Linked DNA regions of Homo sapiens: region 1 is linked to region 2. Evidence: chromatin loops called from intact Hi-C (ENCODE). Cell type or tissue: PC-9. All regions are shown on one strand.

Evidence for each region. Hi-C counts contacts between places; a loop is a spot of excess contacts. Peaks named below come from ENCODE experiments on the same cell type or tissue, not always from the same donor. Only the 100,000 strongest peaks of a DNase experiment are listed, where the experiment ranks them.
Region 1: it touches region 2 in a loop (2.9-fold over the local background); 1 of 110 quality-filtered maps calls a loop at or near these places.

What each region holds. Positions count from the first base shown.
Region 1 is chr16:22,345,536-22,350,535 of GRCh38, forward strand. CDR2 (cerebellar degeneration related protein 2) reads right to left here. Exons shown (of 5, transcript NM_001802.2): 3 at 4,166-4,314; 4 at 3,744-3,908; 5 at 401-2,288. The coding sequence ends at 1,430. Among named protein-coding and RNA genes, the nearest start is that of CDR2, 27 kb to the right of the region's middle. RefSeq lists an enhancer at 1,342-1,842. In PC-9, no CTCF peak of the experiment used is centred here; a DNase peak (open chromatin) is centred at 2,956.
Region 2 is chr16:21,562,914-21,567,913 of GRCh38, forward strand. No RefSeq gene overlaps it. Among named protein-coding and RNA genes, the nearest start is that of METTL9, 34 kb to the right of the region's middle. In PC-9, no CTCF peak of the experiment used is centred here; a DNase peak (open chromatin) is centred at 2,268.

The sequences.
Region 1 (5,000 bases), 780 kb after region 2:
AAACTGTTTTTAAATAAGCTATACTATTCAAACATTAATAGTATAGTTTGAATAGTATAGTTTGAATAGTATAGTTTCTTTGCTATGGTTGATCAAATGTTTTGAGAATCAATTTGTCAAATGCTATTAATTCAGAACCAAGTCTGACATTTCTGAAATAGTGAAAATTACAGAGTATATAAATTTGAAAATGTTTGTCCAGAGTAGTTTTAATGAGCATTTAGCAATATGAGCAGAATTTGTGCTATTAAGTTACACAAATCCAAGGATTCCCTGTTTAAAATAGGAAAAAAAAAATCACTGCAAATCTTTCTCGCGATATTTGTTGGAAGAAAAAAAGTGAACAGTTGGTTATAAGAGCGAAATGGCTTATATTGAAAGTAAGACACAGATCCATCTGTTCATTTTCATAGGTAGCTTTATTTGGTTTTTAGAAAAATATATACAATAATCGGAACATCAGTTCTTAAATAGTTTTAAGTTAAAAGAATGCAAGTGAGAGGATGTTTCCACAGTCAGATCAATACTGCTTAATAAAGTAGATAGGAATTTCTGCAACAAGTCAAAACATTTACAGGAATGGTAAGAACTCTGCAAGAGCAGCTTGTGGCTGGCAAGTCAGCCAGCTCAGAAAACAGGTAGGAAGGGAAGGGGTTTGATCTTTCCCCTTTAGTTTGAATTTGAGAAAGTGATAAAAGATTTACATATTCACCTATCCTAAAGGCTAGAGCTTTGAGTAAAAACATTAGAATACAGGGATGGAGGCCCTCTAGGGCATATGCTAACAAGCTAACTTATATCAAACAAAAATTTGCCATCTCAATTTGGTATTCAGTTGGATTTGGATATATTAGGATTACCTGTCAGTCACAGTTCAACTAGTTCAGATATAACAAAACTCAAGGACTTGGAGTATTGGTTAATGACATTTCTTTTGGATTAGACCCCTGCTTTCTCTCGAACATTCTTCGTAATGAATTCACAGTATTCAAACTGTTTGCAAAGATATTTGAGTTTGACAGCCTTCTGACTTTCATCGTTTTGAGAAGTTGCGCAAGGAAGCAATAGGAATTGCCTTAGCTTTGTTCTAACTCGACCCTTTTCCCCCATACTGTAGTAACTCCAGGCCTACTTCTCCAGAAGTATAGCTCTTCCCTCCACTGGTCCTTTTCAGGAACTGAAGTCTAATCAGCGCGCCAGCCAGAGGCCAGTTTGTCATGGGATTTCCTGGGGAGCTTAAATGGAAGTGGATCAGAGAACTGATACCACTAGCCACCTCCTTTCCTCGTTGTATGCATTTGCTAAATAAGCAAAGCAATGAGGCAAACGTCATGAGTAACATTAGGCTTCAGAGTCTACAAACACTTGTCTGAATGGGAGAGAGAGGCGATAGGCAATAGGCAAATTAGTAGTAGAGCTAGAGGTTCAATTAAGAATGAGAGGAGAGTGATCGGTATTTTGTTCTCTGTTCATCTATTTCCTGCTTAGTTTTCTTGATGCAACTAAAGATCTCCTTAAACAACGCTTTGTATTCTGGAGGTGTTGTAGGGGAACTCACGGGCTCTGGGTTGACAGAGGCCAGTTCCCAGCCGCTGGCAACAGGCTCAGACTGGGCGTTCACTCCAGTCAGGTCCTTGGCTGCAGCCCTGGAGGTCTGCACAGCCTTGTGTGACAGGGAGTCCTGTTCCTCTTGGCACTTCTTCAGCAACTCTTCATACTTCACCTTCAGGGCGCTGTACTGCGTGTCCACTTCGTGCAGAAGGGAGATGCCCCTCTGTTTCACAGCCTTGGCCCTCCTGATGCAGGTCTCCTCGTGGCCCTTCACGATGTCACTCCCTGCCAAGCTGCTGAGGATCGTCTCACTGCTGCTGCGCTTGAGAGGCTTTCTATGTGATTCCGGCACAGTCAGGAACATCTCTTCCAGCAGGCTCTGGCTGGGCTCTTTGAAAGGAACATACAGAGAGTCTGGCACCAGCTTCTCAACTCCATTCACAAATGGATGCTCTGACTGCAACATCTGTCGCATCTCTGCCACCTCGGCCTCTAGTTCCAGCGCCCGTGCTCGGTAGGCACCTGTGGCCCCCAGCTGCTGCTCCAGTTCACTGTTCTCCTTTAACACGAGCCCATATTCCTCCTCCATAGTCACCCGCTTCTGCCGCTCCAGGCTCAGCTGGGCCTGCAACATTGTCACTGTTTTTTTCAAGTGCTCATTTTCCTCTTCATCAGGGCTTGGCTGACCTTGCAAGGAAGTGATCTTCTCAGCGAACACATGATCATACACGAAGTGTCTAGGGAAAAAAATATTGAAAGAATATATTACACAGGTCCACTGAAAATGACGAGAGGAAGACTGGTGATTTTTTTTCAACTAAATAAATTTGAGGAGCTGTGACAGTGACTAATTTTTTTTTCTTTTTTTTTGAGACGGAGTCTCACTTTGTCGCCAGGCTGGAGTGCAGTGAAGCGATCTCAGCTCATTGCAACCTCAGCCTCCCAGGTTCAAGCGATTCTCCTGCCTCAGCCTCCCGAGTAACTGGGATTTTAGACATGCGCCACCACGCCCAGCTAATTTTGTATTTTTAGTAGAGACGGGGTTTCTCCATGTTGGTCAGGCTGGTCTCGAACTCCCAACCTCAGGTGATCCTCCTGCCTTAGCCTCCCAAAGTGCTGGGATTACAGACGTAAGCCACCACACCCGGCCAACAGTGATTGGTTTTTAGCCACACTTGGAGCAGTGGCTAAAATGGAATTGTGTGAGGCTGGTAAATAAACACATGAAAGCAAACTCAATTTTTGTGACAAATCTTTTTTTAATGTTAAAAGTACTAGAGAACATCTATTCTAGCAGTATGACAATGACCTCACAAGGGAAACCTTAAAAAGTACTGGTGCCTGGGTCCCAACCCACAGATTCCAACCTAGTTGGTCTGCTACCTGGCCTGAGGGTTTCTAAAGGCTCTCCAAATGATTCATAATATGTAACTACGATTGAATCACTACAGCAAATTACTGTTGCTGTGGTGATTTTTAACCAGGAATGTTCATCAGAATTGCCTGGGCAGCTTTTTACCCGCACCTAGAAATTCTGATTTAGGCCTGAGGAAATGTGTTGGTATTTGCATTTTGAAAAACCCCACAGGTGATCTGATGTACAGCCAAGGTTGAGACCCACCAAATGAACCACCTGGTTTCTCCTGCTCAGTCTGAAGCACCTTGACTATTTATTTGTGTTTTTATTTGCTTATCTGCCGTTCCGTTAGACTGAAAGCTCACAGGGGTAGAAACTATTTTGCTCGCCAACCCTTGGGTCTAGCATACAGCTTGCCACACAAGTGTTCCATAAATACTTCTTAAAGATTCAGACTTATAACTCTAAATTATAAAGGTACTTCTTTAAGCAAAAAATCTCCTGTTCGCTTGAATTTTTGTTTTACCAGTATTTCTGTTTTTCTTCACTCTAATGTAAAACACAACTCCCAAATCTAGTCTATCAGAATTCATCTTAAACTATGATTTAATACATTAAAAACACTGAAATAAGTGTTCCAAGACTTTCAAAATGAGAACTACTAATATCTAAGAACTCTGTAATTTATATGTTTAAGTGATTTTGTTCAAACCAATGGTAGCTTAATAGCTAAGTGACTTTTCTTAAAATGGTACTTTCAATCTACTGGAAATCAGAATGTGCCAATGACATGAGACAGTCCCTGCTGTAACTCCACAGAAAGGCAGGCTCTTACTGGCGGAGGTCATACAGCTCCTTCAGACATGCAAAGCTGGGTGCCGGTTTCTCCTGGTCACACTTTCCCGGGCTCCTTCTCCCTTGGCCAGATGACTTCAGCTCCTCCACTTGGCTCTGGAGGTGATCAATGTTGGTTTGCAGGCATTCAATCGTTTCAGTCAGGCTGTGAGGAACAGACAGAAGCCACTGCTGCTTGTCATATTGAATCAAGGGCAAAAGCGGTGAGGAGAGATTAGGTGCAAACCACTCACACTGGGCTTTCTTAATTGGAAAGGATGTCTATTTAATCTCCATTCTCCAAAAAGAATTAAATTAAACCTTATCCCATATTGACCCAAACCCACTGCAGCCATGTTCTATTCTAGTTTATACTAAAGAACTTCCCCCTAGTCCTTCCTTGTCAGATTCTAGAAAATTTACCTCAGAATCTTTTGCTGTGAGGCCTTGCTGTCAGCAACTAGCTTTTGATTTGTTTCTTCCAGTTCCCTTGCTGTGACGTCTAATTGTTCATAAACCTTTGCATGTTGTTCGTTCATCTGCCGTAGAAGTTCCACTTGCTTCGTCAGATACTGTAAGAGAAGATCAGGACCAGGTGACACAAACAGATAAGATACCTGCTGTTTCTTGGCTGGCTGCGGTGGCTCACGCCTGTAATCCCAGCACTTTGGGAGGCCAAGACGTGTGGATCACCTGAGGTTAGGAATTCGAGACCAGCCTGACCAACATGCTGAAACCCCGTCTCCACTAAAAATACAAAAATTAGCCAGGTGTGGTGGCACACGCCTGTAATCCCAGCTACTTGGGAGGCTGAGGCAGGAAAATTGCTTGAACCTGGAAGACAGAGGTTGCAATGAGCCGAGATGGCGCCATTGCACTCCAGCCTGGGCAACAAGAATGAAACTCCATCTCAAAAAAAAAAAAAAGATACCTGCTGTTCTGCTGTTCCAACACCAATTCTCCGATTGTCAGCACCAACTCTTGTTGGGGTGGGGCTGACATAGAGTCTCCATCTCTGGGCTCACTGGCCTCCCAGCACTGCCCAGAAGCTCCTTTAGACCCATTTCAGTTTTCTCCAGGTCTTCTCTCACATCAGCATGATTGATTCAATTATTGGCCATTGGTGACTGAACTCAAGCTCCAACCCTTCCCTCTATCCAGAGGTTGTGGGGCTGGGACTGATAGATCTAACCCTCTAATCATGTGGTTGCCTTCTCTGGTGACCAGACCTCAACCTATCAGGAAATTCCAAGGGTTT
Region 2 (5,000 bases):
CCCCCCATTCCCCTTCCTTCTCCCTCTCCCTCCTTCTCCCTCCCTCTCCCTTATCCTCTTCCCTCCTTTTCTCTCTCCCATACAAGAAGCTAGTTTCCTGTCTACAAGCCAGGTAGACAGTCTTCACTAGAATCCAACCATGCTGGCACCCTGATCTCAGACTTCCCAGCCTTCATAACTGTGAGAAATAAATGTCTGTTGTTTAAGCCACCTAGGCCGGGTCTTGGGGCTCACAATATAATCCTGGCGGTTTGGAAGGCCAAGGTGGGAGGAGGCTGAAGCCCAGAGTTCAAGACCCGCCTGGGCAACGGTGAGACCTTGTTTCTACAAAAAAAAGTTTAAAAAAATTAGCTGGGCTTGGTGGTGTGTTCTTGTAGTCCTAGCTGTTTGGGAGGCTGAGATGGAAGGCTCACTTGAGTCTGGGAGATTGAGGCTACAGTGAGCTATGATTGGTCTACTGCACTCTAGCCTGGGTGACAGAGCAAGGCCCTCTTAATAAATAAATATATAAATAGCTACCCAACCTGTACTATGATATTTTGTTATGGCAGCCCAAGCTAAGACATAGAGCCAGGCAAATAGTAAGCCTTCGATGCATCTCACACCATTATTCTTAAAAGGGACATGTCAGGCTGAGCCCAGAAAGGAGAAATTCCCTCTCTATTCTTGAAGTAGCAACAGTTTATAGGGACTCAAGTTTTCTTTTCACGAATTCGAAAGAAACTATACGGACACATTCACCTTACTGAGGTTTCTCTGGCCTTGTCCATTCTGAGCTCCTGTTTTTTCTGCAGAGGTGCTCATTGATACTGACTTGGTGATCTTGAAAGGATTCTCTGTATTTCTCTTTTTTTAAATAGAGATAGGGTCAGTCTTGCCATGTTTACCAGGCTGGTCTGAAACTCTTGGCCTCAAGTGATCCACCTGCCTCAGCCTCCCAAAGTGTTGGGATTACAGGTATGGACCACTGCGCTGGGCCAGGGTTGTCTGTTTTTATATGAATGACCATAAAGTTATTTCACTGATGCCATCAGGAAGCAACCTTATTAATTTTATGTATTTTTGAGCTGATGTTGATAGCAGAAGAGTGGAAAGGAGTCAGACTTTGCTTTAGTCTCGTGATGTAGAAGATCCTAAAGATAGGATTCAAGGTGAGAGTATGATCATTTATATGGCCCTCTTCACCTCACAGAGCTGAATTTACCAATAATTTGGCAGGTATAAGCTAGGAAAATGAAGTAAAAGGGTCCAGACAGTAATATTTTAGAATTCTGTTACCTGCGGGTGGATACTTTCTTCTTTTGAGAATAGAAGATTAGGCTGGGTGCAGTGGCTCATGCCTGTAATCCCAGCACCTTAGAAGGCTGAGGCAGGCAGATCACTTGAGTCTAGGAGTTTGAGACCAGCCTGGGCATCATAGCAAGACCCCGTCTCTACTAAAAATACAAAAAAAAAAAAGTAGCTGGCTGTGGTGGTGTGTGCCTGTAATACCAACTACTCAGGAGGCTGAGGTAAGAGAATCACTTGAACCCAGGAGGTGGAGGTTGCAGTGAGCCAAGATTGTGCCACTGCACTCCAGCCTGAGTGACAGAGCAAGACTCTGTCAGAAAAAAGAAAGAAAAGAGAGAGAGAGAAAGGAAGAGGGGAAGGGAAGGAAGGGAAGGAAGGAAGAGAGAGAGGAAGGAAGGAAGAGAGAGAGAGGAAGGAAGGAAGGAAAAGGAAGGAAGGAAGGGAACAGAAGATTAGTTGAGCATAGTGGCTCAGTGCCTGTAATCCCAGCACTTTGGGAGGCCGAGGTAGGCAGATCATTTGAGCCTAGGAGTTCAAGACCAGCCTGGGAAACATGGCAAAATCCCATCTCTACAAAAAATAGAAAAATTAGCTGGGCATTGTGGCATGCATCTGTAGTCCCAGCTACTTGTGGGGCTGATGCAGGAGGGTCACTTGAGCCCAGGAGGCAGAGGTTGCAGTGAAGTATGATTATGCCACTGCACTCCAGCCTAGGTGGCAGAGTGAGACTCTGTCTCAAAAAAAAAAAAAAAAAAAAGAAGATTGTGAGCAAAAATTGAATGCAATTTTTTTCATAAGCAGAGGTGTAATGGTTATTATTACAAAAGATGATATTAAATTTATTTATGTATTATCTCTTTGCCTCCACCAGAATGTAAGCTTTGTTGAAGGCAAGGATCATTGTTGATTTATTTACTCTGTATCCCAGGCATCTAAAACAGTAAGTGTGCAATAAATATTTGTTGAATGAATCAAAGCATAAGCAAGGCTTCAGATTCATTTTTCTATCAGAGATTCATTTAAAAATGTTAAGGAAATGAGAGGTGAAGACATCCTAAAGGCATAATACTCAAAGTAGTCAGTAGGTTCATTGATAACCCAGAGGAAAATATATAATATTATAGAGGAAAAGAAATTCTCTGAAATCATGGCATCTCTCCTAGCTTGGGATAACATTTTAGCAGAAAGACCGAAGAACTCTTCCAAGAAACATCAAGCAATTAAATGAAGTAGTAGAAAAATCACCAGTACTTTAAAGTAGATGAAGCCATTAAAATAGTTGCAGCTTCAGTAATCACCATGTAAGCCTGTAAGTGGTGGGTCTTAGACCACAACATGGTAGTTATCAAATTGCTTTATTCATCGAAATGTTCATTCTCCTGGCTGCCCTTGAACTTCCAGCCTAAGGCTTTCTCTCTGCAGGGTTGTCAGCATGCTCATGCAAGGCTTTGCCTCTGCAGATTATCAGAGGTGTACTCCATGCCCCTCTCACCATGAAAAAAGGGAGAAAAAGACAATTTCGTCTCAGAGATAGAAAATCTCCCAGAGAGAACCCCTGGCAGCTGGAATCCATTTTTTTCCCCCTGAAGCTGGAATCTGTTATAACTACAGAACACTGAAGGATAATGAGGTTCTGCTGCTAAGCAAATGCTGGGACAAAAAGCACAGAGGTGCTGCAGCCAGGCAGAGACTGGGCTTTTCATGAAACCCTGTGTCTCTGAGCACATATTGCAATAATTCTCTGACTAGCTGCTCAAGGCCTTGGCTTCGTGGCTTTTTACTCCGTTTAAAGGTCTTGATCAGGCCACTTCCGTTTTTAATGTTTGAGAAATGTCTGATTTATGCTGCTTCAAAGTGGAACTTGGGTTTCTATTACCTTTTTGGCACCTTGCACCCATTGTTGGCCTAATTCTGCTGTCTCGTCTATCTTGTGGTTCCTATCAGTAAACAAAGTCCAGGAGAGGCGTCATGCTTGTGAACACCTCCAACATCAAGTTCAAAAGTACAATCATGACCTTGTCCTGTCGTTCTCAGAATCTGGGCTCAGCTATTTCAAACCTCCCATGTCTTCACTGGTAGTGGTCAATTAGAAATCACTGAATCCTTTCCCTAGAGTGGTCAGAGACAGCCAGTTTATGGTAATTTGGGCACAAGTGCCAATTGGAAAGGTGCATTATTCAAACCACTTTGGCTACAAGTGACAGAAATTCAATGCAGGTTAGCTTAAATAAAAAAGGAATTCGGGCTGGGAACAGTGGCTCATGCCTATAATCCCAGCATTTTGGGAGGCCGAGGCGGGTGGATCACCTAAGGTCAGAAGTTCTAAACCAGCCCGGGCAACACGGTGAAACCCTGCCTGTACTATAAATACAAAAAATTAGCCAGGCATGGTAGTGCACGCCTGTAGTCCCAGCTACTCTGGAGGCTGAGGCAGAAGAATCACTTGAACCCGGGAGGTGGAAGTTGCAGTGAGCCAAGATCACGCCACTGTACTCCAGCCTGGGCGACAGTGAGACTCTGTCTCAAAAAAAAAGAAAAAAAGAAAAAAAAGGGAATTTATTGGCTTCTGTAGCTGAAAAGTCAGGCAGATTTGGATCTCAAATTATGTCATTAACTAGTTTCTCTGACTTACCCTCTGCGTTGTGTATAAGCTTTTCATCGCATGGCAGCAAGATACCTCCATGTTCACATAGGGCTAACAGCCCAAGATGGTGAGGAAACATGCACTTTTGTTCCAGTAGCACAGAAAAAGTCCCCAGGTGGACGCTAATGGGCACTGTATGAGTCAAGTGCTCATGGCTGAGGCAGTAGTTGTACCTTGACACATGAAGTCCTCTGACCAGATCTGGGCATGTACCTGACCTTGGGGATGGAAGTGAGGCAGTCCAGCTCCACCAACTCGTAAGGACTGAGACAGTTTACTAGGGAAGAGGGGAAAGCGTGTTTCTTACAGGAAGAAATGCGGGCAGACAAAACACCATATACCCCTTAAATTAGGTTTTCCACAGATAATTGAGGTGGAGCAGAAGGGTAACCACATTTTGACAGCATCATCAGTATGTGGTGAGTGGCCCAGCATTTGACCCTGGCCTCTGTGGTCATCTCAGAGCCCAGAAAGTAGCAGCAGAAGAGCAGAGCATGGGTAGGTAACCATCAGTTCTTGGATAACTGAAGGGTGATCTTGAGGAGCAGTGAGTCTGTGGGATGGCCATGCCTAACAAATGTCATCCAGTTCAGAGCACCAAGGACATTCCCAGCTATGGCTTTTATCTTTTATCTTCTTCTTCTTCTGGTTTTGCTCTGTCACCCAGGCTGGAGTGTAGTGGCATGATCTCGGCTCACTGCAACCTCTGCCTCCCAGGTTCAAGCAATCCTCCCACCTCAGCCCCCTGCGTAGCTGGGACTGCAGCTGAGCGCCACTACACCCAGCTAATTTTTGTATGTTTTGTAGAGATGGGGTTTCACCATGTTGATCATGCTGGTCTTGAAGTCCTAGGCTCAAGCAATCTGCCTGCCTTGGGCTCCCACAATGTTGGGATTACAGGCATAAGCCACCATGCCTGGCTCCAGCTGTGGCTTTTAGAGGAGGAGGTAGTGGTGGCCGGAGGTTTTGCACATGATTCTAGGCAGAACCCTCCTAGTTAATGCCTACTTGTCCTTTAGAACTCAGCTCAAATATTTCCTCTGGGGAGCATTCTCTGGCCTCCACT